2 separate regions of the Homo sapiens genome follow, and region 2 is linked to region 1. Evidence: read pairs that join two places in POLR2A ChIA-PET (ENCODE). Cell type or tissue: PC-9. All regions are shown on one strand. Each heading gives the region's core, and the rest is flanking DNA. Links, peaks and the distances in the headings are about the cores only.

Region 1 (12,454 bases), core at 1,875-9,874:
TGACCCTATAAAGTAGAACTCCATTTTATAGAACAAAAATCTGAGGCACAAAGAGGTTAAGAAACACGATCAACAGCCAGTAAATAGTTGAGCCAGACTTTGAACCTAGACAGTCCTGCTCTGCATCAGTGTATATAACCTATATTCAGGTGTCTGAGCGAGAAGAAGCTCGAGTAATACAGCCTGGACAGGTGAGTGTCTGCGTAGAGCGAGGCAATGTGAGCGATGAGAAAGAGGCAAATCTGAGAAATCCTCCAAAGAATAAACTGAAGTAGATGTGAGATTGAATATAGACGCTAAGGAGAAGAGGCATGCCAAAGACTAATAGAATGATGGTATGCCCCTGGCCAGTGGGGTATTTGAAATGGGAAATGGTTTAGAGAAAAAAGTCAGGAGCTCCACTTCGATGGGTTTAATCTGAGGTGATGGGATCAATCCCAAATTGACTGGCATGCCACACACATGTGATGAAGTGGCAAAACAGTGTGGCATAGTAGAAAAACTTCGGATATGGAATGACAAAAAGCAAGTTCAAGCTGTGATGCTGATGCTAGTACCTCTGTGACACCATGCAAGTTTCTTTGCTTCTCTGAGCCCCAGTTCTCTTTCCTGTGATTAATTTCCTTTATTATGCCATTAGAAAGTTTAGACTAAAGTGGCGTGCCATGGAACAGACAGCTATTAAAGGTAGAATGAAGATCACATGCCAAATGACCTACCTTTTAGAATGTATTAATCTGAACAATATCTATTTAGGGGAAAAGGAATAATCACATTGTTAAGTCAGAGCTAGGATGGCCATACCATATGGTCCAAACCAGTACCCTTTTAAGAGTAAAGATGGGTGCTCTGAATAAATGCACCAGAACAACAGGGATTCTGGTATAATTGAGGGACTGTCATAGGAAAGGAATACAAATGGTTACCATACTCACAGCCATCAGAAGAGGTACTTCTGAAATAGTCTTTGTAGAAACCACAATTTGTGGTTTCCAGTTTTGAATGAAAATAATCCTGGATGAAAGAGGGTATATTCAGGATGTGATTTCCAGCTGAGGACCTTCCTTATGGACTACATCCAAGGACCAGTTGCCCCCTTTCTCCCCTCTTCCTTAGCAGCATTCCCCACCCCACTACTCTCCTTTGGTTCACACATGACACTCAAGCCACTGTAATCATTCAGTCGTCTGGAAGAAAAAGGAGTGACTTCATTGTATTAATATATCTGATGTCCTCTCCATTGCTAATACTTGTTCATTTCTGATTGCTGCCTTGTAGTTGCTCCGCTCTGCTGCTGATTGGTCTGCTGGTATAAAGTACCATGAAGAGTCCATCCACGCCGCTTACGTCCATGTGATAGAGAACAGCAGGCACTATATCTATATCGAAGTAAGTCTTGCTCATGTAAATTCGTGTGAGAAACTGCCTTCCCTTAAATATCATGCAGAGATTTCAGGGTCCCCAAACTTAGGACCCCTCATATTAATAAGTATATTTTGAGGCGTGAAAAGTGCTGGAGAAGCTCTGGTTCATATCACCTGAATTTTGACCTCCCAAGCATACCTGGAACTGGCTCTGCATTGTCATTAACTCAAGATTCTATTGGGAGTCTCACAAATCTTTGCTGTTAAAATGCATCATCAACTCATTGTAATAGTATTAGACAGAAATACCCCAACATGGATAGGTAAGTTTTGTTTTCGCTTGGGTTGGAGGGTTTAAGTGTGAAGCAAGTTCTATTTCAGGAGAGCACACACAGGGGTGAGTTGCTAAAATAGAGACCACTGGATGCCACTGGTTTGGGCATGGCGGAGTAGGGAGAGTGCAGGGAAAAGAACGTGGAAAAGGAAGATGTGAGAACATTAAGAGCAGGTACCACCTTCTTCAATCCTGTGTGAACTACTATTGATTAGGAAGCTTTTTTTCATCCCAGAATTTTTAGAGCATATGAGAAAATCTGGGGACACTGAGTTTAGTTTGGGAACTTAAATTACTCTTCAAAGTGAATATAAAAATAGTTCAGAGAACTTGAAAAACCCTGAGAAAATAAAAAGTCACAATAATGGAAAAAATAAATCATAGCATAATTTCCTTCCTTATTTGAGTCTTTTCTTTCCCATTGAATTTTTTAAAGGTAGATAGGGGAATGGGTTAACTGAGGAAAACCATTCTAGCCCTGTTTTTCTTCCCCTTGGGTCCTGGCCCTCTCCCGCTCTGCACAGCAACAATTCATTAGAGACAAGCAGGGAAGAATTGGAGCTTTATTTGTTTCATGAGCCTGGCTAGAGAAACCTAAGTTAAATATAATATATTAGCTGGCTAAATGCAGTGTGGTATCCTGAATGGCATCATGGAATAGATATAGGACATTAGTGGAAAATGAGCGAACTCTGCATAAAGTCTGGAGCTTAGTAATGCTATTAGTATTATTAATTTAAACAATTATACCATAGAGATGGAAAGATGTGAAGGCTGGCTCATCTATTGCCCAGAATCATTTTGCTTCATCTCTTTTTAGTAGCATTAACATCAGCTTTTCTGGCCGGGCACGGTGGCTCATGCCTGTAATCCCAGCACTTTGAGGGGGCCAAGGCGGGTGGATCACCTGAGGTCAGCAGCTCGAGACCAGCCTGGCCAACATGGTGAAACCCCGTCTCTACTAAAAATACAAAAAAATTAGCCGGGCATGGTGGCGGGCACCTGTAATCCCAACTACTTGGGAGGCTGAGGCAGGAGAATCACTTGAACCTGGGAGGCGAAGGTTGCAGTGAGCCGAGATCATGCCATTGCACTCAAGCCTTGGTGACAAAAGTGAGACTCCATCTCAAAAAAATAAAAAAAATAAAAAATAAAATAATCAGCTTTTCTTTTTAATGTGACAGTAGTATTAAATGATGTCAGTAACGCCATGTAGGTATACATAGTTGGGACATAGACCTGGTTGACACTCCTCTAGTCAAGATAAGCAGTCAGCATTCATCCGACTCTTCCAAAAAAGGAGAAGTAAAGGACATGACATGTAGCCAGTCTGTGTTTACAGCTGCTGAGGCATGCTAAGCTTCTTTATAATATGAATTCAGAAAAAGAAACATGGTTTGGTTGCCAATGAGATTTTGATTGTCTGATGCCCTAAGGGGAATCACATTCTCAAAAGACTTTCTGCACCGTGTCTTCCTGTAAGTTTGTCTTCTGGAGGCATTTTACAGATTTATGCACTTAAGTATAAAAGCTTATATAGTCATAAAAATGATAATGCCACAAAGGGATGATAATTACGAGTTGTTACATATATATCTCTTTACCTTGAGATGATTAGCAAATATTACTTTGTGATAATTGTCCTTATAAATTACAGATGTGTTATAACAATCTATTCTATTTGAACACATAACATTAGTAATATTTGCACCAAATTTTTCACATTCCTTTATGCAGCAACAAAATATTTTGCATTGTTATGATAATGTTGTAACTTGTTTTCTAGTAACAGTTTTAAAGACTATTTTGTAGATATATAAATAGCAGAAGTACTTAGAGGAAAAAAACATTTTTTATTTTATTAACTGGCTTATATATATGCAACATACAAAAGAGAGTTGAGGCTACTTAAAATAGAAGTTCAGAGATAATAAGAGACCCAGACAAACAAGACAAGGTGAAAGCAGATACCAGGAAATAATGGAGAAAGGGTGGAGAAAACTAGACCAGGCTTTACCATCTACTCTGTTAAAAAAGCAAGCTTAGCATGAGATAGAATGTTTGCCAATATAGAATTTTTAATCATAAGCATTTATACAACATGTGAATCTGAAAAAAACTAGTTTCCCCATTGATTAAATTTGCAGTGTTCCTAAGTATTCTGAGAATGTAATTTAGAAAATCACCTATAAGGAATTCTCATGGTGAAATAATATAGTGTAACTTTCCACTTGATTAAGTGTTACAGGTGATATGACCTGGAATCAGATGAGACCCTGAGTGAGATGAGGCGGCTTTTTTTCTGTGTCGTTGACTTTCTTGATGTGATTTCAGTGATCAGAACACATCTGCTGTGTGAAACATTTTAAAAAATATATTACAGTATTGTTCTTACGTATATTGCTAAGAAAATAAAGACTAACATGATTGTCTTGTTTATTTCTCATAGAACCAGTTTTTCATAAGCTGTGCTGATGACAAAGTTGTGTTCAACAAGATAGGCGATGCCATTGCCCAGAGGATCCTGAAAGCTCACAGGTAACAGCCTTTGGCTGAGAGTTCTCGCTGCAGATGTTCTTGTATTTATTACTAAAATGACTTTGCAAAGCCCATTTTTAAAGTACTGTCATTTCCTAGCAGCTTAAATTTGGTTCAGCCAGCAATAGGTTATTGATGCCTTTAGTCTGAGTCAGTTGCTAAAGATTTTTGACTGCCCTTTCTAGGGAATTTGAATTCTTCCAAGGCACAAAAATTTCTTCCTGGCCAGTCTGTTTCCCACACATGAGGTTTGTGATTTGTTTTATTTAATAGCAGACTATGAGCTGTGTTCGCTTAAAAAAGCAAAACAGACATAATATTTTGCTATGGGTTATATTTAAATTCTTGTTACCGTATGTCATATTTATTCAGCTCATGGGATTTTTTTTTTAATAATTGGTTTGCTGAGATAGAATTTACATACTGTATAATCCAGCCACTTAAACTATACAATTCAGTGATTTTTAGTGTATTCACAGAGTTGCACAACCACCACCTAATCAATTTTAGAACATTTTCATCCACTCAGAAAGAAACCCCATTAGCAGTCATTACCCATTCCTTCTATTTTTAGCCTCTGGCTACCACTGATTTTTCTTTTTCTATAGATTTGCCTAATCTGGGCATTTTGTATAAATGGAGTCACACAATATGGGGTCTTTTATGACTGATTTGTCTTAGCATAATGTTCTTGAAGCTTATCTATTATTATAGCATGTATCAGTATTTCATTTCTTTTTATTGCCAGATAATATTCCATGATGTGGATATACCACATTGTATTTATCCATTCATTAGTTGATGGACATTTGGGTTGTTTCTACTTTTTGCCTATTATAAATAATGCTGCTATAAACATCCTTTACTAGTTTTTGTGCAGATATATATTTTCATTTCTCTAGGGGTAGAATTGTCAGGTTATAGCTAACTCTATGTTTAACATTTTGAGGAACTGCCAGACTGTCTTCCAAAGCGGCTCTGCCATTTTATATTCCCATAGTATATGAGAGGTCCAGTTTCTCTGTATTTGCCAATACTTATTATTATCTCTCTCTTTGATTATAGTCATTCTAGTAGGTGTGAAATACCATTTAAGAAATGGTATTTCATTGTGATTTTCATTTGAATTTCTCTAATGACTAATGATACTGAGCATCTTTGTGTGTGCTTATTGGCCATTTGTGTATTATCTATGGAGAAATGTCTACTGAAATCCCTTGCCCATTTGTTCACTGGGGTATTTGACTTTTTATTTTTGAGTTGTAAGAATTCTTTATACATTCTAGATACAAGTCTCATATCAGATATATGATTCCTAGTTTCTCCCATTCGATGGCTTGTCTTTTTACTTTCTTGCTGGTGTCATTTGAAACAGAAATTTTTTTTATTTTGATAAAAGCTAACTTATCTATTTTTTTCCTTGTATCGCTTGTCCTTTTGGTATCTAAGGAATATAGATAGTGATATCTAAGAAATCACTGCCTGATCTAGGATCATGAAGATTTATGCCTGTTTTCTCCTGGGAATTTTATAGTGTTAGCTCCTACATTTAGATATTTGACTCATTTTGTTACTTTTTATATATGGGGTGAGTTAGGGGCCCAACTTTTTATTCTTTTGTTGATGGATATAGAGTTGCCCTAGCACCATTTGTTAAAAAGACTATTCTTTCCACATTGAATTGTCTTGGCACCAGGGACAATTTCTTCTTATGGCTGATTTCAGCTCCATTTAAAAGTAGCAGAACAAACACATAAGCAAAACCATTATATTTCATTACTTTAAGTCATTGAATGCACGCAGTGAAGAATAAGTGCATATGCATTTGGGAATTAAAACACTTTTTACTTCCAGTGTCATGTGGTACTTTGATATCTTTTTTCACATAATATTTGGGGACTTTTATACTTAAGGACATATTATAACAGTAACTATCAGCATTTTATGTGATTCACAGTTTATAACTACATTATCTCACTGAATCTTCACAACTACACTTGAGAGTAGGTCATGTATTTGTTGTTGTTATTGTTGTTATTATTGCTGTTGTTGCTGTTCCCATTTTTAGGATTAAAAACTGAGATTCAAGAGGTTATGTGACTTGTCTAGGCCACTAACCACAATAGGCAAAAAACAGCTTTGAGCCTAAATCTTTGGACTTTCAACCCAATGCTTCCCCTCACACCACATGACTCTAGTGCATTGATGGTTAGGATTAAAAACCCATTCAGGGCTTCCCCAAGCTGAGGCAAATGTGTTGGGCCTGTAGTTCCCTTCCCCTATTGACCAGCCATTGGATGCAGGCTGACCCTAGGGAGTGGGGATGACCTTGAGTGAGGCAAGTCCCTTTCACCTATGGAGGACTCCATACTTTTCATACCTGGAGGACTTCACTGTGAGTATTCCGTGGCCTACATGCTCAGTAGCTGATGGGATGGATGTCTTGATCCCATGGTGAGGGGATCTAGGCAGCACACTACAGCATCCATCATATCCTGCAGTGTGTACAGTGGATCTCACCTGTGACTACACATCAAAATCACCACTGACTTTTGCAAGATTACAGAGAGCTTGACTCACCTCCAGGCTTACTGGATCATAATTTCCTGGATCGGGGCCTGGCCCCGGTATTTTATACTGTTCCAAAGATGTGTTTTTAAGTGTTTGGAAGCCTGAAAGAATATTTTTCTTTACTGTAGTAATTTGTCTTTAAAAATCTGGACTTCTAAAATAATAAAATTAGGCTGGGCATGGTGGCTCACGCCTGTAATCCCAGCACTTTGGGAGGCTGAGGCGGGTGGATCACCTGAGGTCAGGAGTTTGAGACCAGTCTGACCAGTGTGGTGAAACTCTGTCTCTACTAATAGTACAAAAATTAGCTGGGCTTGGTGGTGCATGACTGTAGTCCCAGCTGTTCAGGTGGCTGCGGTAGGAGAACTGCTTGAACCCAGGAGGTGGAGATTGCAGTGAGCTGAGATCATGCCATTGCACTCCAGCCTGGGTGACAGACCAAGACTCTGTCTCAAAATAAATAAATAAATAAATAAATAAATAAAATTATAGTATTTTAGGGCTACAAGAAACTTCAAGATATTTTCTGATAGAACATTTCCTAGTGATCTTATGAGCTGCTCCTGAAAGGAAAAGGGATCTGTGACTTTAAAAATTATGGTAAAGTAGCACCTGTTGCAGATTGTATCTTACACTTGGAGTTTGACAGAGCACATTAAAGACTGGCAATTTCAAGTTTGCTTTGTGAAAAATGGGAAATTAGTTCATCAAATTTCAAATAAACCTGTGTCATTTAGCTCTGATCTCTCAATAGTCTCATTTTTTTGACAGACACATTTTCAAAATGGTACATATGTCACACATTTAGACTTTCAGTGGATACACACACACATTCTCAAAACATATTTTATGTTCCCCTCACCCCTGGCGTCTCTGCATTCTTGTTAATCTCCCTATGTTAATTGCAACTGTAAAATATATTTTCACTTAATTTCAAATCTGTGAGCTTGTGTTCTGTGAGCTTGTGTTAGGCAAGGTAAAGGCAGAATTAAAAAGCTTATCTTGGGCAGGTGTGGTGGCTCACACCTGTAATCCCAGCACTTTGGGAGGCGGAGGCGGGAGGATTTCTAAAGGCTAGAAATTTGAGACCACCTGTCTTTACAAAAAAATAAAAAATTATCCAGATGTTTTGGTGTGCCTGTAGTTCTAGCTACTTGGAGGCTGAGGCAAGAGGATTCCTTAAGCCTGAGAGTATGAGGCTGCAGTGAACTATAATCTCACCACTACACTCCAGCTTAGGAGATAGAATGAGGCCTCATCTCTAAAAAAATAAATAAATAAAAAATGAAAGAAACAACATATTTTGCAGGTTGCCACCCTGGGGTGACCCCTTTTCACTAATTAGGTGCCATGATGTGCCATCCCAAACTTACCCCTCTCTCTCCATAGACTTCTCTGGTCTCTACTTTTCTGAGACTCAGAACTTCCCTGCCAAAGTCACATTCTTAGCAACAAGTATAATTTTGGCTATTTGAAAAAGAATAGAATGCAGCCCAAAGCAGATGGAGGGAAATGACAGTCCGCAGTCAGCCAGGCCTCACCAAAGAATACAGGCCCTCTGCCAGGTCCCTCCTACCCTGGAGAAATCTGAGTCTTCAAATTGCCAACTCCCTGGACTGGTCTAAGTATTTTTCTGCCAGCGTTGGAATCCAGCCTCACAACAATTCCCCTAAGCAATTTCTCAGTTCCTCTCACTTCCTCTGGTTCCTTCTCAACAGCCATAATTCTTTATAGAAATAAGTTTTGCAAAGCCTTCATGTTCTGACATGACCTAGAGCCTCAGACTCATGTTTACCCCATGCTGACCTCAGAACAGCCGGGGGAATCAGAATAAAAAAAAAACAAAAAACAAATCTTCACTCTAATAAGTAAAACTGTCTCAGAGTTGAAGCCAGCTGCCCAACCCACTTGAAACCTTTCTTTGACAGCTCAAATGTGATTGGCGATCAGAGAGAAAAAAAATCATAATCCACAGTCTAAAATTTACTGTTTTATGCCATGTTTGACTAAGCCAAAAGATAGGACCAACTGATCCAGGTAGACACATTTTTAAACACTGTGTGCCATGAATGAATGGTTTCTGAGGAGATTCTCAGATCTTTGCACATGGAAACTTGACATGCATAATTTTTCTGCTTTGGTAGAAAGTCAGGAAGTGAGAAAGTGCATTTTATAGTGTTAGCAACAAACAGTTGACACACACAATGAAAATAGTCAGTTGACTTAATGCTTCTATGTTTTAATATTAAACTGCATTAAAAATATGCTATTAAACTACATTAAAACAACAATTTTGAACATTGTTCAAACTTACCATGTTCTTTTTTTTTTTTTTTTTTTTGAGACAGTCTTGCTCTGTCACCCAAGCTGAAGTGCAGTGGTGTGATCTTGGCTTACTGCAACCTCCATCTCCCGGGTTCAAGCAATTCTCCTGCCTCAGCCTCCCGAGTATCTGGGATTACAGGCACCCGCCACCACACTCAGCTAATTTTTTTGTATTTTTGGTGGAGACGGGGTTTCACCATGTCGGCCAGGCTAGCTTTGAACTCCTAACCTCAAGTGATCCGCCCACCTCGGCCTCCCAAAGTGCCCCTCATGCTTCTTATAACTGTAGAAGAGCTACTGCTTGCCTGTAAGTGGGTGGTATGGGAAATACCACACTGGGAAATCTGAAATTATTGGGGGACCAGATGTCTGGAGACCTGGATTCTCTCCAGCTCTGTTATCCACAGGTATGTGACCTTCTGAGTACGTCAGTTTGTCCTTCTGACACGCTGTTTCTTCACCAACCACGAATAATATTATCTGTTCTACGTAGCTTATATGAATATATGTGAAAGTAGTTTGTAAGCTGTAAAGCACCAGTTCATGTAAGAACTTATTATAGCATTTCCATGATATTCATCATCTGGAAATATGTTGTTCACTGTAAATTGAAGCAAGGATAAAGAGGCATCATATTCAAATCAGCTGTTTCAAAATTAGTATTTATGCTAGAAAAAGAAATGTTTTAATTTAAAAGATGCTTAAATGTTCCGTATTTTAAATTATTGGACGGCTACTTCTGGATAAGAAAAATTTGTTTTGGTTTCTCACGACTGGCTGTTGTTCATCATGTGACTTGTTTAGGCACACGATTACAACACTCTGTCTAGAGGTTTGCTGCCAGAAACCTATAGCTGACTCTTCCTGGGAATCAATTTTTGATTTCCCTGTTATTGATCTGATAACACTCTCCCCAAAATATAAAGTAAAACAAAATGTATTCTGAAGCATAATATGTGTTTAGTTTAGTATTGTTTTAATTTTAGATGCTATTTACTTTGTTGTTATTTGAAGATATGCAAGCCTTCTAATTGAAATCAGCAATTGATATAATTGAATAAAAATGTTACCAAATAGTTTCTGAGTCTTTCCACATAATCAGTGCTATACCTGTGTTACCTCATTCAGTCTTTGTATCAACTTTATGGGATTGGTTGTGTAATTACTCCCATTCTACAGATGAGGCAGCTGAGGCCTAGTGAAATTAGATAACTTAGCCAAGTCATACAGCTATGGTTGGATAGGAGTAGGACTCAAACCATGTCTGTAGGACCTCAACTTGTGCTTTTTACCAGTAAGCTACAAAGCTTCCCCCATTTCAAGGGATGTAGAAATTTTCGAATGGTAAGCCTCCCAGAAATCTATGAAAAATACTTTATTTTGAAATATAAAAAATTGAATGAGCTGGGCACTGTGGCTTATGCCTTTGATTCTAGCACTTTGGGAGGCCGAGGCAGGAAGATCACTTGAGTTCAGGAGTTCAAGACCAGTCTGTGCAACATAGTGAGACCTAGTCTCTACAAAAAAAAAAAAAAAAAAAAAAAAAAAAATAGCTGAGTGTGCTGGTACATGCCTGTGGTCCCAGCCATCCGGGAAGCTGAGGTGGGAGGATCTCTTAGCCTGGGAGGTGAAGGCTGCAGTGCGCCATGATTGCACCACTGCACTCCAGCCTGGGTAACAGAGCAAGACCCTGTCACAAAAAGAAAAAAAAAATCAGATGAATGTTTTATTTTTTAAAAGCAATGTTTGATAGATTAAAAGTTCTTGGGTTTAAAGAAAAATCTATGTCCATAATTACCATATCCTATAATTTTGTACCAAACTGAAAAGACATGTTGGGCTTGTTTCAGAAGCCTTGTCTTAAAGAAAATTCAACTGCAGTACCTTTTTTTTTTTTTTTTTTTGAGAAGGAGTCTCACTCTGTCGCCGAGGCTGGAGTGCAGTGGCGCGATCTTGGCTCACTGCAAACTCCACCTCCTGGGTTCACGCCATTCTCCTGCCTCAGCCTCCCGAGTAGCTGGGACTACAGGTGCCTGCCACCACGCCTGGCTATTTTTTTGTATTTTTAGTAGAGACGGGGTTTCACTGTGTTATCCAGGATGGTCTCGATCTGCTGACCTCGTGGTCCGCCCGCCTTGGCCTGCCAAAGTGCTGGGATTACAGGCATGAGCCACCGCGCCTGGCCAAAACACATTTTATCTAAGTATGCCAATCATTGGTTTCACATTTTTTCTTGTGGGATAACTCCCAAGCTCTGTACGATTTCTGGAGAAGAGGTTACCTTGGGACACAGATGACAACAGATCGTGGCAGGAGACCTTTTGATTTAGGTCATGTAAATGCTTTTATTCTATTCTAAAAATTGTATAAAATGGTAACCTCAGCAGATAGAGAAATGTAAAGATTAGCACAGGGCAGGGGCCAGCACTCATTTTGAGCCTGAGCATGTGCCCTGGAAAAGAGAGGAAGGAAGAAGGAGACTTAAAAATGACAATGAAAACCGTCTGGGCCATAGTGGGAACAGTTTAGTATAAGGTTCTATATAACCTCATTTGGGGGCCACTCAGGGCTAGGCTTGCCAAAGACTATCAAGCCCAGGGTGAAGTCTAAGTCAAACATGCTGGGGAATCCCTCAGCATTCTTATGTTTGAAAGCTTGCCATTTTCAAAAGATAACCAATGAGAAAACTGATGTGTGTTTGTGCACAATATATAATAGTTCATAATCTATGAAGTCACATAGAGGATAGGTAAAGTCAGTGCTAAATAGGGCCAGCATTTCTAGTGGACTAGTCATGATTTTAGCCAGTTCTTTCATGTGCAGATGAGGAAACTGAAGCCCAGAAGGATCTTCTCCTTTTAAAGGATTTGCCAAGCACAAAATAAAAGGGGTTATGTCCCAAACGACCAAGAAGCTACAGATCCAATTCCAACATAATTGATACCACCATAGTATAAAATTCTCTTTACACACACACACACACACACACACACCCTAAGCCCTAACCACAATTCTTCCTATTTCTGACAGTATTCACTGCTGCAAAATCTACAACGAGACGATTTATAGCAGCTCTTGAAGTTTACAGTAATGAAATACAAACTATAAATCTCAAATTCTCAAAAAAATAAAGTGTCTTGTCACTAGCGAAGCATATCAAGCTTCCTCGGGGCCTTCTTGCCAGACCCTGAGACCCAGTTGTGAGCAGATCAAGCTTCTCCTAACTGTCCTTCATGCTGAGGAGGGACTGTGGGTGAAGGAGGAGGGGCTTATGCAGCAGAGAAAAACAAGAAAAGGAAAGTAGAGGTACATCACTGCTGTG
Region 2 (12,454 bases), core at 2,892-10,891, 180 kb before region 1:
CACCGTGATGTCTGATCACCCTGGCCTGTCTTCAGCAAGAAAACTGGTAGGTCTGTATAGCCAGAATCCCCCTTGCCCCTGATATTTCCTGTTAGTAATTTTCCATCCACCGACTTTTACCCTTATAGCTGCTTCTCAGCTATAAATTCCCATTTGCTCATGCTGTGCTTGGACTAGAACCTTGTTCTATATTGATGTCTCTTTTTCCCTATTGCAATAATCCTGAATAAAATTTGCTTTTATTGCTTTAACTAACTGTTCAGCTCTGGTTTTTCTTTGACACCATCAGGCAGTTGGAAGACATGCAACTGTGGAAGCTGTAACAGACGTGCATGGTCATGTAATCAAGCCCCTTCTCTAACCGTCGAGGAAGGGGCAGAACTTCCGTTGAGGAAGACTGCAAAACTAAATCTAGCGTGACCTTTCTCCCAAATTCCCTTCTCTAAGCAGGGCTCTGGGTACAGCGCTGCACTTGCCATTGGCCAAGTCACTGGGCTGTCCAGCCCTCAGGGCCTGTGTTTAAACTCATTGCACTCCAGTCTTTTCATCAGAACTTGATCTACAAGCCATGTTTTCTAGAATTAATAGAACTCATTCCTTATGGTATTATGATCTCCTCACTGAATACTTGCTAGCAGCTGATGCTTTTAAATAACCTAGCTCCAAAATTCTAGGAAAATTGCTTGTCATATAAATGTCAAAATGGAACTAGGGAGTCTGAGGACCAATCTATATGAAGTACTTAGAGAGTCTTGAATGAAAGACTTTGAACAAATTCAAAGTACTGTATCATATACAAAAATCTCTTTCTTACAAGTCCCCAAGGAAATATGGAGTCATCTGTAAAAGGAAATGTTAATATGGTTGAAATGTACAAATCTTGTCACTGGAGGAAGACATACTTTGGAGGCAAGTTAAGAAGTGATTGGTAAGGGAGGTTGTGGAATGAGTCAGAGACTGTTTGAAGTTCACCCTGATCAGACAGAACTGTGGTTCAGTAGGAAACTCACTAGTAAAAAAACATAACGTTCGTCCAAATTTAGACATTATTGAAAGACTGAGCATTTGTATTACTTTCCTTCTCATGAGGATTTTTTCCTGCACTAGTATAATATAAATACCACCCTGACCTTTAGTCTTTGCAACCTAATTGGTATTCAACTGTATAAGAAATTCTGTACCAACAGAACGGAGGGTATGAGATTCATTCACTCATTCAACAATACTTATTGAACAATATTTATTGAACACAGAGTTTGTAATTCCCTTTGTTCCAAGTTCTTCAGATACAGCAGTAAACATAATAGAAAAAACAATCCCTGCCCTTCTACAATATACATTTGTTAGAGGAGAGGGGAATATACAAACAATAAATTGAAAAATTATATAGTGTCTTATATGCTAATAAGTGTTATGAGGAAAAAATAGAGCAGGGTATCAGAGATTGGGAACACCAGTTGGGGTCAGGGGATTACAATTTTAAATAGTGTAATGGGAGCAAACCTCCATAAAAAAGTGTTGTTTGATAAAGAATTAATCAAGAATTGAAGGAGACTAGGGAGTGAGCCAAGTTCAGGAAGAGGCTTTAGGCAGAGGGCAGGTAGTGCAAAGGCCCTGAGGCAGAAACACATCATGGCATGTTTGAAAACTGCAAGGAGCCAATGTGATGGGAGAGAAGTGACCTAAGGGAAGAGTGGTAGGAGATGAAGTCCAGGAAGTAACAGGATGGAGAACTCAGCAGGTTACGAGGGAGTAGGATAGGAAAGTGAGGTGGGTGACACAGGATTAAGAACAAAGGGCTTGAACAGAGAGTAGGGCACAAATGAAAGGCATAGTATTAACTAGCATTTGAAGAGGGCTTTAAAATTGGCAAAGCTCTTTATTATACAATCTTTGTTTAAATTGTGTTCCTTCTCACTGTGCATCTTAGGGTTGGACAGTTTTACACGTGGGCTCTTTTTATCTGTAAAATTCCCCATTTTACAGATAAAGGGAATGAGGAACTGGCTGGCTGAGGGTCCTGCTTTTGACCTCCTACCAAGAACATCAAAGTCAGGACTTGAAAACAGGTCCACTTCTCTAAATCCTTTATCTCTGACTCCATTTCCTGATGCTGCCACCTCTGAAATCAAACAGTTACCAATTAACTATGTGCTGGAGACACATCATATCATTTCTCCGGGCCTAACTGGTAAAAATAGATGTTTGGCCTAGAACAATACATTCAATCATCTGTAATCTTAATCAAAATCACCAATATTTGTTTAATGTATTATGTTGCAGTCTGAAAGGATAGGCAAACAGCTGTAACAAAAGAATGTAGGGTTGAACTCTAATCATGATATTGTTAAACTTTGTGAAATCAGAATTTTTAAAAAAATTAAATGAAATAGAAAATATCAGAATATGTTTCACATAGAGGGTAAGTACTATTTTGAGCAACTTTTGTTTTATAGATATATAAACATCTACTATACATGTATATACATAATAGATGTAGATATCTATTTATCTAGAGAGAAGAATGTAGATGTATTTATGTACATTCTGGGTCCTCACCTAAAATATTTTTCTGACTCTGAGTCACCAAAAAAAAGTTTGGAAGCCACTTGAATAAGTGTAACTGCCATCTCTGCATTCCAGTAGAACTTAAACAAATATTTCTTTGAATGAATTGTGGTTTCAGGTAGGTGTTGGAGAAAAGAAGGGAAGATCAAGATTGGGGTGATAGATGCAAAAGAATGTATTGAAAAAGAAAAAAAAACTGAGAAAGAGAAAGATAACCCTGTGGTTTCCTCATTCCATCGACTCTCCCATAATCCCACTGGCTTCCGTCTATCTGCACACATTCATCAAACCCCACTAGACCAAGTTCCTTTAAGATGAAGACCTTGTTGGATCCTTCATTGTAACTCAACGACATAGGGGGCTATTCATAAATATTTATCTAATAAGTAGATTAAAATTTATATTTCCTGAGGTCTAGTTTTTAGGTGGTATCTCAGTTAAAGTTTTAACTTTTTAAAGATTTAAGATACTATCTCACACAACAGTGGCTACATTTTGTTTGTTTGTTTTGAGATGGAGTCTTGCTCTGTCACCCAGGCTGGAGTGCAGTGGTATGATCTCGGCTCACTGCAAACTCTGCCTCCCAGGTTCATGTGATTCTCCTGCCTCAGTCTCCTGAGTAGCTGGGATTACAGGTGCATGCCACCACGCCTAGCTAATTTTTGTATTTTTAGTAGTGACGGGGTTTCGCCATGTTGGTCAGGCTGGTCTCGAACTCCTGACCTCGTGATCCGCTCCCCTTGGCTTCCCAAAGTGCTGGGATTACAAGCGTGAGCCACCATGCCCGGCCAAGTGGCTACATTTTAATAGAAGATTCCTTAAGATCAAAAAGCTTCAATATTGAATTCTCCAGTCTCCAGTAGTGTCAGGCGTCACAGGAATCAATGAGAGAAGGATTTGTTGGACAGGTGGGTCTCTGTAACTTCTCTTAAATCATACCAGCATGGAAGCCAGTTACTCCCAAGACTAGATGTGCCCATTTTTTTTTGGTTGGAGAGCTAAGGGACCAGGCCAATCGTTTATCTGTGCAATGATTCAATGAGCGCACACGGAGTACTACTTAGTGTCGTACGCTGTACTTGGCACATGTACTTTCCTAGTGAATTGTGAAGTCCATCTTGAATTATTGAATTATTTGAATTATTTTCAAATAATTGAAAATTATTGAGTTATTTTCAGTTCAAACAGTTGCTTGCAAGAGAAAGGTGGAAAAACAAATATTTGGGGTTTGTAAATTTTGGGGCCATGTACATCTTAGTGTTTGCAATGAAAGCATTAGTTTGAAAATTATTTTACTTTGTTCTGTATTTTAAAATTACTTTTCAAGGTTTATGTTTTTTTCTAAATTCAAAATTCACATTTCAAAAGATTCTAATTTCTTAGCATATCAAGTTAAGTGGATTAAAATAAAATAACTTTTTAAGAATTTCTTGAGCAGCATGTCATTAAAAATACATAATATACATGTATACATGATAAAACAATATTAAGATCATTTTTATACTTAAAATGCAATTAATAGAAATCAATGTTCCAAGGCGGATTCTGATTTTTTGTGGAATTTTGACTTCTTTGTATTGTTAGAACAATTTAAAAGGATATGTTCTTCTGTTTTCCCTTTCCCTCCCACCTTCTTTTATTTTCTCAATATATTTAATAAACTATTTTCATACCAAAGCTCCATTCCAGATAGGACAAGCAATTCGAACACTCCATCCTGTGAACCAAGGCTTGTAAGAAAAGACAGGAAAGAAAGCAATAACTCCAGAGCATACACTGAGGATCCCCAGAGTAACAAGAATCCGGCCAGCAGCCTGGTAGAGGCCCTTCATTTTCCTTGGTGGCTTGAGGCCTTGGTCTCAAAGATGTTTTGTTACCAAAACATGAGCGTATGACAGGCCTCAGTAAATAGAAGTTTCTTAGAGACAGTAGCCACGACACATACGAACTGTTGATCTACTTGGAAACAAGATTCTATTTGTTTTACCAAAGATGAAATGTACTCAAATAGTCCTTGGCATAAATTTGACACAATAAATTCTAATAACAATTTATTTAAGAGAAAGAGAGAAAAAAATTATCCCTTGCTTTGGATTGCTGCCTTGATTCCCTTCATTCTGCCCTGTCCTGGGGAGTGACCACTTCCTGGCTTAATCAGATTCAAAGGCTTGCTGACTGAGCTAATTGTTTCTCAACTCAACCTGCCTAGTGGTTCCAGCATAAAGCCAACATCCTTTGTGTACAATAGATCCACATTCCCAGCACAATTTCCCACAAAACAAAGTAAAAATAAGCACCCTGGTCACTTTTCATTATATTTAATTTAAATGATTTCAACCCAAAGCAAGACCTTCACCTCCTTTCAAAGTTTAATTCCACTACAATTATTTTTGATAAAGATTTTTGATATGGATTCATTCCCAAATGGGCATGAACTTTATTATGGAGTTTTGCATTGTTTTCACTAAACCAGTTTCACCTTATTTTACTATTAATTTAATTTTCAATTAAAGTGTGATGATGGAAATGTATGCAGTTATAAAATAAAATAAACTTTGAGGAGCAATTCATCAGTTGAATAAAATGCTGATCCCCATTCATTCTTGAATCATAATTCTAATTTGAGATATTGAACTTAGGTACATTTAGGCAGTTACAAGTCATCTCTTACTTTTTCATGCATTTGAGAAAATGGTGTTATTTGATTTTGACTGATTGGATATATGTGGATGTCTGTTCAAAAAAATATCTTAAAAACACAGGTCAGTTTCTGAAGCCATCTGAATAATTTTCCTATTTAACATTAATACATTATTCCTTTTTACTGAAATAAAAGGATGAAAAATAATTTTATGAATGCAAATGAAGTGGTTTAGGACATCGATTTTGAGTCAGATGGAGCTGTGATCCGATTCTGGTTCCACTCTCTACCAGGTTTGTGTCCTTGAGTAAGGGCAAGTTACTTAACTTCTCTAGGTCTATTTATTCGTATGCGAAATGGGAATAAAAGTTAGTGTTTATCTTTAATGGATTTGGTTGAGAGGATTAAATGAGCTAAAACCATAAATGCCTAGCCCAGAGTTTAGCATAACGAAGATGTTCAGAAAGTTACTCTTGTTAAATTGGGATGTTCCACCTTTGGGGTCCTTCCATCGTGGGACAAAGGTGCACTTATTGTGGTTTTTTTTTAAATTCATCACCTTAAAAACATCATGTTTAACTCTTCCTGAACAATTTGGTAAAAACTCCCAAAGGACCCTCCCATATGTGGTGGAAAGAGAAGCTTCTCTCTGATTCTCTGCTTTTTTTCTTTCTGCCTTTCTGTCTTTAATAGCCATTCCACAGTTTGACCCAGATTTTGAAGCAGTTGCATTCCTGGATATACAGAATCCAGGAAACCAACTCATGCTTTCTGGTACAGCTGCTATTTCTTATCTCCTCTCAACACTGTGGGCTATATTCTCTGATTTTTTTTTTCTAACACCACTAGATAAATTTCACAAGGGCAGAGACCTTGCAAGTCTTATACATCCCTTAAATGTATGAGATATTCCCAGCGTCTACAACCTTGTCTGCATCAGAGCAGATACATATAGTAATAAGTATTTGTTGAATTAGTTGATTAATACATTAAACTTTCCCCTTTGTATTTGGGCTCTCCTGTCCCCCTGAAGCTGCACAAGTATAGAGCCATGTGAATCCACCACCGTCAATGAGTGTTGATGCTAGTTTGTTCCACTGATATGGGGGGGGAAGGGGTCGAGAGTGAAGAAAGACTTGTTTGTATTAGTATTTGGTTTGAGCTGTTTTGACTTTTTCCTTTACTTTTTATCTCAAGGTTATAGCTAGATGGTATGTCAATATGCTGTGGGTCAGATCACTCTCTCCTGTTTGCATGTTTGGAAAATAAAGACTGTTGAAATACTCATGTTAAACAGTACAAAGATGGCAAACAAAGAGAGTATTTTTTGTTTTAACTTGAAGGACCTTTTAAGTGCCTGTAACACTCACAGCCTAACCCTGACACTGCTATTGTGACTTATAAACCTGAATTTATTAGTGATTAGAGGAGCTGTTGCCACTTAATATAACAAAGAGAAGGAAGAGAGGTAGAATAGGGTTTCTCTCTGTGTGTTTTCCCGCAGGAATCTAGTCCCACTAATTTCATTAAAAAAAGGACATTTTCAGTGAGAGCAGCTACTAGGAAAGAAAAGAAAGTGTCACTGCTTCTGTCTTGGGCTTCCTCTCTGATCAGCCGTGTCTGTGTGCCCATGTCCTGGCAGCCAGCAAGGTTTATAGGGCCCCTGCTCCCTCTAGTCATCCCACGTGGCACTAACTGACTGCAAGTTGGGCCTGCAAGTTCTCCTAGGAGGTGGTGGTGTCAAGGTCGCTGTAGGCTGCTTTGCAGACTCCACCTTCTCCTCAACCCAGGGGATCCCAGGATCTTGGCTCAGGGAAAAAGGCGGTAGCTTCACCAAACACTTCAAGCCAGTTTTGCCACTGAAAACAAACAGAAAGCCCAAATTGACATTTTTATTCCAATGTTCCCCCCTCCACACCAAACACAAGAAATCATCAATCAATAAATCAGTCAAGCAAAATTAGACACTCAAAGAAGTGGAAGAACATCAGTGATGCGGAGAGAGGGAACCTGATATGAACATTCTCTACCTCTTTAAAATACATTCCTTCACATGTGAGCCTTAAAAATAACAGCTCTGTGGGGGCTATAGTCTTGGGATTTTTAAAGTAGGTTTCAAAGCTATGGAAGGAGTTCATTTTTGCCAAGTTAAAAGATAATGCAGCTCCAAACGAGAGATGAAATTAAAATGTTTTCTTTTCCTAGCAGCTTCAGATGACTAGCTTTATTTGTTTATGTATTAAAAAGGTAGCTCGTGTCCTAGAAAGAGTATGAGCTTTGGTGTCAGAAAGACCCAGATATTGAATATTCTATCTAATGCATACAAAAGGAATGAAAAAATTAGAAAAATTAACACTCGGTTAATATCAGTGCAATAAAGCAAAGATCATCAATAGATGTTAAAACCTTTGGATAAACGGAGAAAAAAATTACAATGCAAAAGAATATTTCTACCAAGTAGAAATATGGCAGCCACCTCAACCAAGTGATCAAACTTTACATCACCCAAAACAAGACAAACAGACATCATTGTCTCCTGATACAATACAATGCAAGCACACGCCATCTTCTGTGTAGTATTTTTGGCAAAAATATTTTAACCTGAATCTAATTATAAAGAAGCAATTAGATAAATCCAGATTATAGGGACATTTTGCAAAACACTGGCTTGGACTCTTCAAAATTATTCAAGTCATAAAAGACATTTAAAAAGCTGCAGGGACAATTGAGGAAGTTTAAGTATGGAGTTTATTTTAGATAATACTAGAGTATCAATGTTAAGTACCTTGGAAGGATGATTGGCATTATATTTATATAAGAGAATGTCCCATTGGTGAAACTGGGTGATGTTAGTGCTCTTTACAATTTTTTTCAGGATTTTTGTAGGTTTAATTTTGTTTTAATTTGTAATTTTAATTTTTTAGACACAGTGCCTTGCTCTGTCACCCAAGCTGGAGTGCAGTGGTACAATCATAGCTCACTATAACCTTGAACTCCTGGGCTCAAGCAATCCTCCTGCCTCATCCTCCTGAATAGCTGGGACAATAGGGCCATGCCACACCTGGTTAATGCTTTTTAATGTTTTTTTTTTCTGTAGAGATAGGATCTTGCTATGTTGCTCAGGCTAGCCTTGAACTCGTGGCCTCAAGTGATCCTCCAGCCTCAGCCCCCTAAAGTGCTGGGATTACAGGTGTGAGACATTTTTTGTAGGTTTGGAAATGTCAAGGTAAAAGCTGAGACAAGAAAAAACAAGATTTAGCTGTATTAACTGCATGAAATAAAAGGCGTGAGTTTTGCTCAGGCATATGGCCATGCTGGCTCAATAACCCTCATGATATTGATGAATCTGGGATGTGCAGGAAATGCAAGGCAAAAGCTGCTTTTCCCCTGTGCAGCACCAAGCAGAATCTGTCTTCCTAGAATCGGAATGATGGGACAGGTGTATTAGGTTAGACTGTGAAGGTGCGCCTCCCGTGCAAACACAATATAGGTATTTTTAAATATACTTTTGTGTCTTTCCAAATAGTCCAGTTTCTTAACTGGATTTAAAATCTTTCCAATGTTCATCCATAATGCACACTTCCCTTTGCTTTTTACTAGCTATTCAACTTCAACTTCGAGTGAACCCGCTCTTCTTGTAATGGCTTGGGGTTTAAAGAGAACAAAGTTCAATTTTTATCATCCCTAACTGGGAATTGTCAAATTTAATGTCATCCAATCTGCAAGATGTTTGGATCTAAATAGATTTGTACATCAGCCTGTGCTTACCTAACTCAGATTTTTATTTGCCTTTGGTATATCTGACCCGCAAATATGTTTTGAAATTATCTGGAATGTATCAGAATTTTCCCATGGTTTTTGAAGCAAAACACTTCATTGTGTCACCAGCAAACTTGCACAGCTAGCTGTCGTTTCACTCTCCCAAGCCTTGCAGCTGCAAGGAAAACCTCTTATTGGCTGACTTGTCCACGCCAGGCAGCCTCCCACAGGCTACTGTGGATATTGTCTGCCTTTTGGAGAGGCTACTCCTGTCTTGTTTTATCATGGAGATAGAGGAGTCACGGACAGAACTGTAATTGTGACCACAGCTGTGATTGATTGGTGCTTTGGCCACCAAGGAGAGGAAAAGAAACTAAGAAAACAGGAAGAGAGAAACAGTGGGGGTGTCTGGGGAAGAGAGGTGGAGAAAAGATGGAGAGGAAAGAAGAACAACAAGAGAGGAGTCAGAATGTAGAGGAAAACATTCCTGAAGCCAAAAACAGCTTCTTGCGTCACTCACAGATCCAAAGCTCGGGTCTGGACAGAGTTGATTCAGGGACAGAGGAACGATGGAAGCCTTGGGCCATTCATGTACATTTTACAAAAGCTGTTTGTAGGGAGGACAACAGGGAAATAAATAGAGGAAAAGGGCAAAGAAGTAGAATGAGAAAAGAGAAACTGAGTATTCTAAAACATTCTTAGATGATGCTTGTTTTAAAAATTGCTTTTAGGGATGAACTTTTAAGTCTTCTTAAACAAGGAATGTATATTCCCTTAGTTTCTTCTCTTGGCATTTTTGAAAAAGAAAAGAACCAAATTGATCCATGAGAAACTAAGCACAGTTTTTGACCCAGTTATACCCATGTAAGAGGCAAAAGGGAGAGAGGAATGATGAAGGTGCATTGCTAAAGCCCTCAACAGTTACTATTATTAGTCCCATTGTACAGATGGTGAAACTGAGGTTCTGAAATGTTAAATGAAGGTGACACAATTATTAAGTGTCAAATCCTGCTTTTGAACCTATAAATGCTTGATTCTAAATTTTGTAATTTTTACTTTTCTCCACTAGATCAGTATTTGGTGTACTATGTCTTTTTAAAAAATATACATGCATCTGTGAAATTTACCACGAAGTATACAAAAACCTATAAGGCTGTACTCAAACTGAGGACATAAGAAGAATGGGATGATGCTGTGTTTACTTACACCAAGGAGGCTTGATCAGAACTGCTGATTCTGCTCCTAGTTATACAGAAAAAAGAATGGAATAAAGAGATTCTTTACTTTCTCTTTTAAAAAAAATTAGACCAGAGGAGAGAGCTAAAAGCAAAGGCAAAGGTTTGTTTCTGTGCATTGATATAAAAGTCCCAGAATATCTATCTAGAGTGTTTCTGTGCATAGTTTTCTGTTTTCCAGTGCTGTATGAGTGGGCTGTTGCCATTGATGTGGAGATGGACTGGAATGGTTGTCATATGCAAGGTTCCCGAATAGGACAAGGAACAACCTGCTGCAATAGAAAGAAACTAGGGCTGTATGACCTGGAGTAAATTTAAGCCTCCCGTAATCTCGGTCCTTCTCAGCAAAATGTGGAGGTTGGACTGGATAATTTCCAAGACTCCTTCTGTCTCTACCATTCCGTGACTTAAAATAAATCCCAAAGGAGCAAAAATACCTATGTGACCAGATTGCCTGTCCCAAAGAGACTTTATCTGTTAGAGTCGACATGCCAACTTGTGTTCCCCTCTATCTGGTACAAGCTGTGGGCACATAATAAGCACTGCACACACTGTGATTTGGCCAGCTGAATTCTTGCTCAAGAGATTTCAGACAGTATTCCTCTAAGGAGGCCTCACTTTGGCCCCAGCAGAACACAAAAAGGCAATAACTGGGAGCCAGCATCTACCAGCTAAGTAATTAGCAGGCTGTGAGTAACAAATTGGTGACCATAGCCCAGCTCCTGTTGTCTGTGTCATAAAATAATTAAAACTGGCCAACAAACACAGCAGATGCCAAGATGGCCAAGGGACAATGGAACATAAAGTCGTATCACTCTTGTTTCCCATCTTCTTGGAAAGGGATGAAAAACTGGGGGAAAAACTGGTAACACTTGTAGGTATGGAGTTTATGGTACACATGGAATGGAGAAATGAGAATTCAACAAGGATCTGGTGTAGCAGAGACCTAAAAGGCAAATCCCCATCTACTGGCCAACACTAGACAGAGGATATCTCTGTAAACCAGTTTCTGATTGATCATGAAACAAAGTTCTTTCTCTGTCTTTTCTTTTCTTTCTTTTCCTTTTTCTTTTTTTTTTTTTTTTTTTGAGATGGAGTCTTGCTTTGTCACCCAGGCTGGAGTGCAGTGGCGTGATCTCGGCTCACTGCAACCTCCACCTCCCAGGTTCAGGTGATCCTGCCGCCTCATCCTCCCGAGTAGTTGGGATTACAGGTGCGCAACACCACACCTGACTAATTTTTGTATTTTTAGTAGAGATGGGGTTTCACCATGTTGGTCAGGCTGGTCTCAAACTCCTGACCTCATGATCCGCCTGCCTCAGCCTCCCAAAGTGCTGAGATTACAGGCGTGAGCCACTGTGCCTGGCTCTGTGTTTTCTAAGCAATGTTAAAAATATCATGAGCCTCAATTTTCTGTATATTTCAACACATGTAGAAAAGCAAAGTGAGCTAAGGTTGGTACAAACAATTTGGTTCACTGTCTCAACTTCATCCACATCTCTGCTCAAAGATTTTCCCTTACCAATCTCCCCCTCTCCATCCCTTTATCTGGCTTTATGGATCTTCATGGCCTCGTTACCACCTGACTTTATTCTTCATAGCTCTTGGCTTATGTCTTTACTGTGTGTCTTCCCAATTAGAATAACAGCTTCATGAAGGCAAGGACTTTGTTTTATTCACCACTGTATCCCAGAGCCAAAAACAATGCCTGTGGTCTATAGTAGATGCACAGAAAGTATTGTTGAGTCAATGAACTAATGAATGAATGAATGGATGAGAGTGAATGAATGAAACCACTGCTTATCATCACAGTTGTTAGTTTACTTAGTTTTAATTTTTTTGAGTTTTATTTTTTGTATAGATGGGATCTTGCTATGTGCCCAGGCTGGTCTTGAACTCCTGGCTTCCAGTGATCCTACTATGTCAGCATCCTAAAGTGCTGGGGCTACAGGCATGAGCCACTGCACGAAGGCTACAATTGCTAGTTTATACAGACCAGTTTGCTGTGAAAGCTAGCTTCTCAGGCCTTCCCTCAGAAACAAGCGATATTTAATATTTTGGTCTTAAACTGCTCCAGCCCTCTTCTTTATGAAAATCCACACTGAAATACAAAGAAGATCTTCCAGGTTAGCTCACCTGGAAACTGCATTGTGAATTTACATGCGTTGTATGTAGATACATGGGAGAGCTGCACTGAAGTGACCCATGGCTGAGATTATTTTGGGCTTGCTATGTCAGCACACGACACATT

What was found. Peaks named below come from ENCODE experiments on the same cell type or tissue, not always from the same donor. Only the 100,000 strongest peaks of a DNase experiment are listed, where the experiment ranks them.
Region 2: POLR2A ChIA-PET joins it to region 1 with 21 read pairs; 3 of 35 experiments call an interaction of 5 or more read pairs at or near these places.

The regions. Positions count from the first base shown.
Region 1 is chr3:171,650,995-171,663,448 of GRCh38, reverse strand. PLD1 (phospholipase D1) reads left to right here. Exons shown (of 27, transcript NM_002662.5): 20 at 1,279-1,389; 21 at 4,148-4,236. Among named protein-coding and RNA genes, the nearest start is that of PLD1, 150 kb to the left of the region's middle. In PC-9, for the core only: no CTCF peak of the experiment used is centred there; no DNase peak of the experiment used is centred there.
Region 2 is chr3:171,835,330-171,847,783 of GRCh38, reverse strand. It overlaps TMEM212 (transmembrane protein 212), which reads right to left and starts at 4,435. Exons shown (of 5, transcript NM_001164436.2): 1 at 4,242-4,435. The coding sequence starts at 4,400. In PC-9, for the core only: no CTCF peak of the experiment used is centred there; no DNase peak of the experiment used is centred there; H3K27ac peaks cover 198 bases.